3 separate regions of the Homo sapiens genome follow, and regions 1 and 2 are each linked to region 3. Evidence: chromatin loops called from intact Hi-C (ENCODE). Cell type or tissue: GM12878. All regions are shown on one strand.

Region 1 (2,500 bases), 180 kb after region 3:
TGTAATCCTAGCACTTTGGGTGGCAGGTGGATCACCTGAGGTGGGTGAATCACCTGAGGTCAGGAGTTCAAGACCAGTGAAACCCCATCTCTACTAAAAATACAAAAATTAGCTGGGCATGGTGGTGTGCGCCTACAGTCCCAGCTACTCGGGAGGCTACAGGAGAATCATTTGAACCCAGGAAGCGGAGGTGACACCACTGTACTCCAGCCTGGGTAACAGAGAGACTCCGTCCAGAAAAAAAAAAAAGGAGGATTTTATTGCATTTAACGGATGACACTGGCCTCCCCAGGTGCAGAGAAAGAGCACTGGAGTGGGAATCAGGAGACCCCATTTCTCTTCAGGTTTATCATTCCTTGTGTGATCCTTTAATACTCAATTAACCACTCTGGGCCCGAGGGGGAGTGAGGGGTGGGAGTTGGTTTATGGTCACCAGGGCCATTTTCCAGTCTTCCTTGTCAACTCCGTGCCTGGACAAGAAAACATGCATAGTCTTGAGTTTTTGGAGTCCCCAGGGCATTGCACCCCAGAACTTTAGGGACCCAGGAGCATGACCTTAAATAATAACCAATCTCCCAATGAGAAAATTATTCTCCTCTCAGTGTCTTTCAGGCCCTTTAATTAACGCAAGCCTCAGTCTTGCTTTTTTATCTCTCATACCCCAGCCACACTTTCTGATCTCCCCCTTGTAACAAACACAGAGCCAGGCCTGAGGTCCAGAAGAAATCAAACCATGTGATTTGGTGTTGCGTGGATTAGTCTTATGGCTATCTTCTACTTTTTTGGTGCATGATATTGGATTTCCATTTACTGTAGGAGGTGGCAAAAGATTTTTCTTTTAAATGAAATGTATCTTAGCAAACAAGTTGATTTACAGGAAAAAGGTTGATATTAAGATCACAAGTGATACCTAGATGTTGCAAAAAATATGGCATGTGCAGGCATAGATCTACGTGAAGTTTAGATATTTTTATTTATTTATTTAGGGGATGTTTACTGATTTATGGCTTAAGAACACTCATCGTACTGCCTCTGAATTGCAGGGGGTTATGCAAGGAATTGTATCTCTCTTGTGTATCTGCGGATGTGGAATACACCCCGAGTTTTGAGTTTCTGCCGGCTCAATCCCTGCAATTGCTGGATCTGGACACCAGAGGGAGCGTCTCCCTTTGCGTCTGAGGAGGCGACCTTGACCATGGCTCCGTGCCACATTTCACATGCATGTGAATTAAGCCGCCATTTTCTGAACCTAATCACAACCCTTATTGTTAATGGAGTCCACAAATGTCCCCTGCCATTCATGTCTCAACCCAAATGTCACGTCTTCAGGCCTCCCCTGAGTCTCCTCCACCTGATCCCATTGCATCTTCATCATTGCACTACGCCTGTGATGGGTGTGTGTTCTGTGGTTCTTGCATTCCATCCTCTCATCCCCACGCCAGAAGATAAGCTCCTCAAGGGCCGGGGCTCTGCCTAGAACAGCCTCTGGCATGCAGTAGCCACTCAATAAATATCACTCAATGGCGGAGTGAGTGACCCTTCAACGAAAACTCAGTTGCAGGCGGCACGCAAATTGTGCCAGGACGGAAATTAGGTCAGACAAATCTTATTCCAAATCTGAGGATCCTTCACATGTTGGCCTCCTGGTTTGGGGCAAGTTATTTGGATTCTCCAAGACTCTGTGTTCTCATGTAAGCAGTTGGGGAAAATAGCCACTGTTTCATCAGGCCGTTCTCTACCTGGTAGAGAAAGACATTAGGCCCTTGTGAACTGGTCTGTCTGGATTGGGAGAAGTTTGGAGTTGACCGTTTTTGTTGTTGTTGTTGTTGTTTTCTTTGAGACAGAGTCTCACTCTGTCGCCCAGGCTGGAGTGCAATGGTGCGATCTTGACTCACTGCAACCTCCGCCTCCTGGGTTCAAACCATTCTCTTGCCTCAGCTTCCCAAGTAGCTGGGATTACAGGCAACTGCCACCATCCCTGGCTAATTTTTGTATTTTTAGTAGAGACGGGGTTTCACCATGCTGGCCAGGCTGGTCTCGAACTCCCGACCTTAGGTGATCTGCCTGCCTCGCCCTCCCAAAGCGCTGGGATTACAGGTGTGAGCCACCACACCTGGCAGGAGTTGACTGTTTTTATGAAAAACCGTGCTCATCACCCCTGCCCCCTTTAAAAAATGCCAAGTAACGGGCACAACAGTTATCGCCTGCATTTTCACCCCAACCATAGCCTCCACCCCTTATGTTCTTCCACTCTCCTGCTTGCTATCCTGGGCTCCTCTTAGTTTCTCAAGCCCACCTCAGAGCCTTTCCCATGACAGTCCCATGAAATCCTCTGTCCAAGACCTTTCCTTGGGGAGCCCTCACTCATTCATCCAGGACTGGGCTTAAGCATCATTTCCTCAGGGAAGCCTTCCCTGACCACAGACCCCACTGGTCAGCAAACCCTTTAGGTCCCCTGTTCAAATTCGTATTTATTTACTCAATGTCTAGCATTCCCATT
Region 2 (2,500 bases), 370 kb after region 3:
AACTCCAGCCTTTGAACCTAGTGCTCTTCCTCCTACATCGAGGGTGAGCAAACTTTTTCTGTAAAGGTCCAGATAGTAAATATTTGTGGCTTTGTGGGCCAAATACTGTCTCTGTTGTAACTCTCCAACTCTGCCATTGTAGCTCGAAAGCTGCAAAAGTGAGTAAAGGAGGGAAGGTGTTCCAATAAAGCCTTAATGGTGAAGACAGGCAGCCGCTGGGGTCTGGGCTGTGGATTGCAGTTCGATGACCCTTGCCCTGTATCACGCAGGTTCTCAAATCACTCATCCTCATTTGCAGTTAGATTTCAGTACAATGTCTGTATCTTCTTAATCTATCACAACAGCGACAATTAAGAATCTCAAGAGCACTAGAATTAAATCACTATTCAGGCTCTTCCACAATGCTTGCTATGCCAGGCAGCACAGGAAAAGGAAATTTTGCAGCCATACAATGGTGGTGAATGAAGTATGTATTCAGCAGAGCAAAATGTAAGGGCAACACATTCAATCGTTTTCTTAACAAGAAATATTTTCATGGACACACCCACTTTGGCTGTTGCCACGGTTAAAATAAATTCACAGGCAGCGAGAGGGCCTCCGTTGTCATGGCAACTGAGCCATTCTCCAAGGAGAAACGTGGGACCCTGACGTGTTGGCACTTTGCCAGATGTGGAAACTGCGAAGTGCTTGGTTCTTTTCATACCACATAATATTCACCTCTAGTATCCCGGTGTGTGATTTTCTTTGCAGCCAACCAAATTTTTCCCTGTTTCCCAGATTTGTCTGTTGATAATTGACACATCTGTTAGGATCGCTAATCTTGGTGGTGCACGCCTTGTCTCACCTGCTAAACACCTCCTGGAAAGGCGGTTTGCCCTTGTACCGCGTTCTCCCCAATTGCTAAATCTCCAGGCTTACATGAGGATTCCCCACCAATGACCTTAAGTTTTTCCATCTGCAACAATGTTTTTCTCCCACCAGGGAGCTAGCTGATGGCACACTTGCGTCTGATGCCCGGCTTAGAGGAAGGCCCAGTGCGCACTGCAACAGCCATGACATAGCATTGTTCGAGAACTTTGGGCACTTAATCATTTTTGGAAACCTATTCCTTTTCCTGCTCGAATGCTCCCCTTTGGAATTACCACCACACTGGCTTTATGGGTTGGCTGTGGCAGGGTCAAGAATCACATGAACTCAGAAACATCATCAAAGTAAATAGTTTTTCAGACTGTCAGCAACATGGCTTCGAAGTGGGTAATTCTCTGGTGCTAAAAAAAAAAACCCGGGGAGATAGAAAATGGGCTGGGGCCCAGTGCAAGCAAGAATAGACTGAAGGAGCCATCCAGCTCTTGGGAAACCCTTGACTTCTTTGCAGCACACTGAAGATCCTCTAAAGCCAAGAAGCAATGGGGAGCACAAGGTGGTGATCTCATCTCTATGTCCACTAAAATGTAAAGACATCCAGGCAACAGTTGATTGCTGTTTGTTGTGTGCAGGTGTCATGGAATCTTTCATTTGCAAATCTTTACTGCCCTCTTGTGGTATTCAGTTTCTGAAGCAACTGCAGTTTGGCTGGGATCTTTTAGCAGAGATCCACCTAAGATTCACTAGTCTGCCTTACCGAGGTGAAGTCCCAGTAAATGGGGCAAGATGGCACAAACAAGACACAAAATTGTATCTACGCAGATGCAAAAAAAAAACTGTATCCTTTATAGTAGATGACCTGAATCACTCACGTAAGTGCCAGGACTTTGCAAAATGCCAACGGAACTATAGAGTGCCAACGGAACTACAGATGCCAAAAGTGGGTTTTAAGATCTCTGGGTGCTCTATTTCTAGAAAACAAAGATCCAAACAGTTGTAGGCCTTTCTGTGTCTCCCGAATCTTTCCAAACCCTTGACTGGGTGCAGACTCTGCAAGCCACAGATCCAAGAAAGGGCCTGGGGGGAAGGGAGGCAGTGAGGGCTGCAGGGGGCCCTGGAGTGGTCCGAGGGAGCCACGGTGTTTATCTTAGAAACAAAGAACGACCTGGAAAATAGTGAGAAGTAACGACAGTTACACGAGGGCAGAGTTCAATGAAAAAGCCACTTCTGGGAAAATCCAATTGAAGCTAAGCGAGCACAGAACAGCAGCTCCTGAAGTCAATAAAAAACAGTAACAAAAAACGCACCCAAGCTATAACTGGCAATAAAACCCAGTTCCCCAAGGAAGAAGGTTCCAGAGCCTTCCCTCCATGGCTGTGCAGCTGCTGCAGAAAGGAAAAACAGGATGACTGGGCATCCTCACAGAGAAAAAAAAAAAAACCAAAAAACAAAACACATCCTATCCCCGAAATGCTGGATACACTGCTCAACTACTCAACGGAAAATTTTTATAAAATGTCTCTGACAGGAGCAAGCAATTTGAAAGCAGGGCCGACTGTCATTAAATTTAGCACAATATTTCCATAATCATTGATTTCATCCTACCCTCACTGAGCCTTTTTAATCCACACCAGTT
Region 3 (2,500 bases):
GCCTCCGCCTCCTGGGATCAAGCAATTATCCTGCCTCAGCCTCCTGAGTAGCTGGGATTACAGGCGCCCGCCTAATTTTTGTGTTTTTAGTAGAGACAGGGTTTCACCATGTTGGCCAGGCTGGTCTAGAACTCCTGACCTCATGATCTGTCCGCCTCAGCCTCCCAAAGTGCTGGGATTACAGGCGTGAGCCACTGTGCCCGGCTGAGATATGTATTTTGAAAAATATTAGTTGTAAGACTAGTGAAATTCATAGTTTCAGAGAATGTTTTCTCTTATTGGGAATATATACATGATTAATTAGTAGCAATCTTGTATTCATGGTTAGACAAGGATGTAGGCATTAGGTTAAACTGCCTCTAAACTATTATTTTCTAAGTATTTATTTAATTAAAAACATTTAAAACTGGGCCAGACATGGTGGCTCACACCTGTAATCCCAGCACTTTGGGAGGCCGAAGCGAGTGGATCACCTGAGGTCAGGAGTTTGAGACCAGCTTGGCCAACATGGTGAAACCCCTTCTTTGCTAAAAATACAAAAATTAGCCAGTTGTGATGATGCATGCCTGTAATCCCAGCTACTTGGGAGGCTGAGGCAGGAGAATCACTTGAACCCAGGAGGTGGTGGTGGCAGTAAGCCGAGATCACACCACTGCACTCCAGCCTGGGCGACAGAGCAAGACTCCATCTCAAAAAAAAAAAAAACAAAAAAAAAAAACAGTTAAAACTAATTACATTGCTATAAAACTGAGAACATGGTTAAATAAGTCTTAATAAAGTAAATAAAAATAGTAAGTTCTTGAACAATGAAAGCCATGTTTATTTTATATATTATTTTAGACAGCAAAAAACACTTATATTGAAATATTTGTTAAACTAATTGTTCTTGAAAGCCATTGTTTTATTCACAAAATCAGTGACATTTAAAGGGAAAAGTGATAAATATACTAGAAAGATATTAAATGCTTTAAAATCATTTTGAAGAATTTTATGAATTTTTAAAATTTTTAAATAGTACTATAAAATTAGCATATTGAATAAATAAAATACTAAAGCTAAAACGTGAAATATTTTCACCTTCTGAATTCTAGTTTTATGTTATATTGGACAGCTGTATTGCTGATGTTAACATGGTTTTGAAACTTTGTCATATGGAGTGTGAAGTAGCTTCCATCAGGTGTCACTAGTGTGTTTTAGAGGAAATGAACCATTGTGGTTTGGGTTTTAAAAAGAAATATTAGTGGGGTTTCTTGTGGTTTCAGTTTTTTACTTATTTTGAACTCAAGGATAGAGCTACCTCACTAAATATCTGAAGATCAAATGTCTGAGTTCATTCTATTTGATGATTGTCTTAAGCTACATCTGATTGCAAGAAACAGAAACCAACCCAAAGTAGCTCAGGTAAAAACAGTTTTACTGGAAATAAGATCCAGGGAGCCAGCTGGGTTGATGAGGGGAGCCGGATAGTTTTCTGGTCACTGTGTTTAATCCATGGAAGGTGCATAGCACAAAGTGCCTGGCCCATGGTAAATAGCCACTAGATGTGATGGTCTCAGCATCTCCCTCCAGGGCCTATGGCTTCCTCTGTGTACCTGCTCCTTCGTCCTGCTTTTCCTTGTAAATTGGTCTTCTGATCACTCTGCTCTTGGTCTTCTGATCACTCTGCTCTTCTATGTATTTTTAAGTGTCTTTTGGTTTCCAAAGTAATCTAGCTAAAGGTCTCACTTTCCCTCTCTGTCTGTACCTGCACCCCCCTGCCCCGCCCCACATACACATACAGAAATTTCTGGGAAAAGAAATCCAGCCCAATCTAAATCAGGTATGTTCCAATGGGACACTTCCTTCTAGACATGAACACAAGGAAGGAAGAGACAGTTTCTGTGGCCCACTAACCACAGGGCCATCAAGAAGCAGAGTGCCATACTCATAGAGCTCAGTGAAAAAGATGGCATGGTCCTCTCCCTCAAGGAGCTATCTAGTTTGGGAAATAAGATTAACATACATAAAGCAATAACAATCAATATTAAAGGACATAAAACCAAGTGCTAAATGTGCAGTTTAGACACTGTACCCTTAAAGATGGTGGAATAGTTGGGAGAAAACTTTGTACAAGAGGAACTAACTCACCTCTCTGTTGTTATTGCCCTCTGTTGTCTAATATTAACCTTTTACCGTGTTCAGAGGAGACTAATGAGGAAATGCTTCCCATTCTTGTCCTCTTCTACCTGTATCAGTTAGGGTAAGGGCTAAGCTGTTGTCCCAAAGAGACCCCAAAGTACAGTGCCTTAAATAAGATAGAAACTTATTTTTCTTTTACCTAATTGGGTAGTTCACACTATCTGAGTAGCTTTGCTTCACAAAGTCATTGAAGGGCCCAAGGTCCTTCTACTGTGTCCCACTGTCCTCTGAAGGATTGTCTTTGTTGCATAGTCAAAGCTAGGTTTCTGCCATGACAGTGTTTCAAGGCAAGTGGCTTATCTTCAAGCTAGAGATGACACAG

Evidence for each region. Hi-C counts contacts between places; a loop is a spot of excess contacts. Peaks named below come from ENCODE experiments on the same cell type or tissue, not always from the same donor. Only the 100,000 strongest peaks of a DNase experiment are listed, where the experiment ranks them.
Region 1: it touches region 3 in a loop (8-fold over the local background); 4 of 110 quality-filtered maps call a loop at or near these places.
Region 2: it touches region 3 in a loop (7-fold over the local background); 11 of 110 quality-filtered maps call a loop at or near these places.

The regions. Positions count from the first base shown.
Region 1 is chr17:66,905,520-66,908,019 of GRCh38, reverse strand. No RefSeq gene overlaps it. Among named protein-coding and RNA genes, the nearest start is that of CACNG4, 58 kb to the left of the region's middle. In GM12878, a CTCF peak has its summit at 1,145 (motif pointing right); a DNase peak (open chromatin) is centred at 1,159.
Region 2 is chr17:66,714,935-66,717,434 of GRCh38, reverse strand. The region is part of intron 8 of PRKCA (protein kinase C alpha); the gene reads right to left. Among named protein-coding and RNA genes, the nearest start is that of MIR634, 71 kb to the left of the region's middle. RefSeq lists an enhancer at 2,246-2,500. In GM12878, a CTCF peak has its summit at 1,544 (motif pointing left); a DNase peak (open chromatin) is centred at 1,534.
Region 3 is chr17:67,081,066-67,083,565 of GRCh38, reverse strand. The region is part of intron 32 of HELZ (helicase with zinc finger); the gene reads left to right. Among named protein-coding and RNA genes, the nearest start is that of CACNG1, 38 kb to the right of the region's middle. In GM12878, a CTCF peak has its summit at 1,173 (motif pointing right); a DNase peak (open chromatin) is centred at 1,285; H3K27ac peaks cover 393 bases.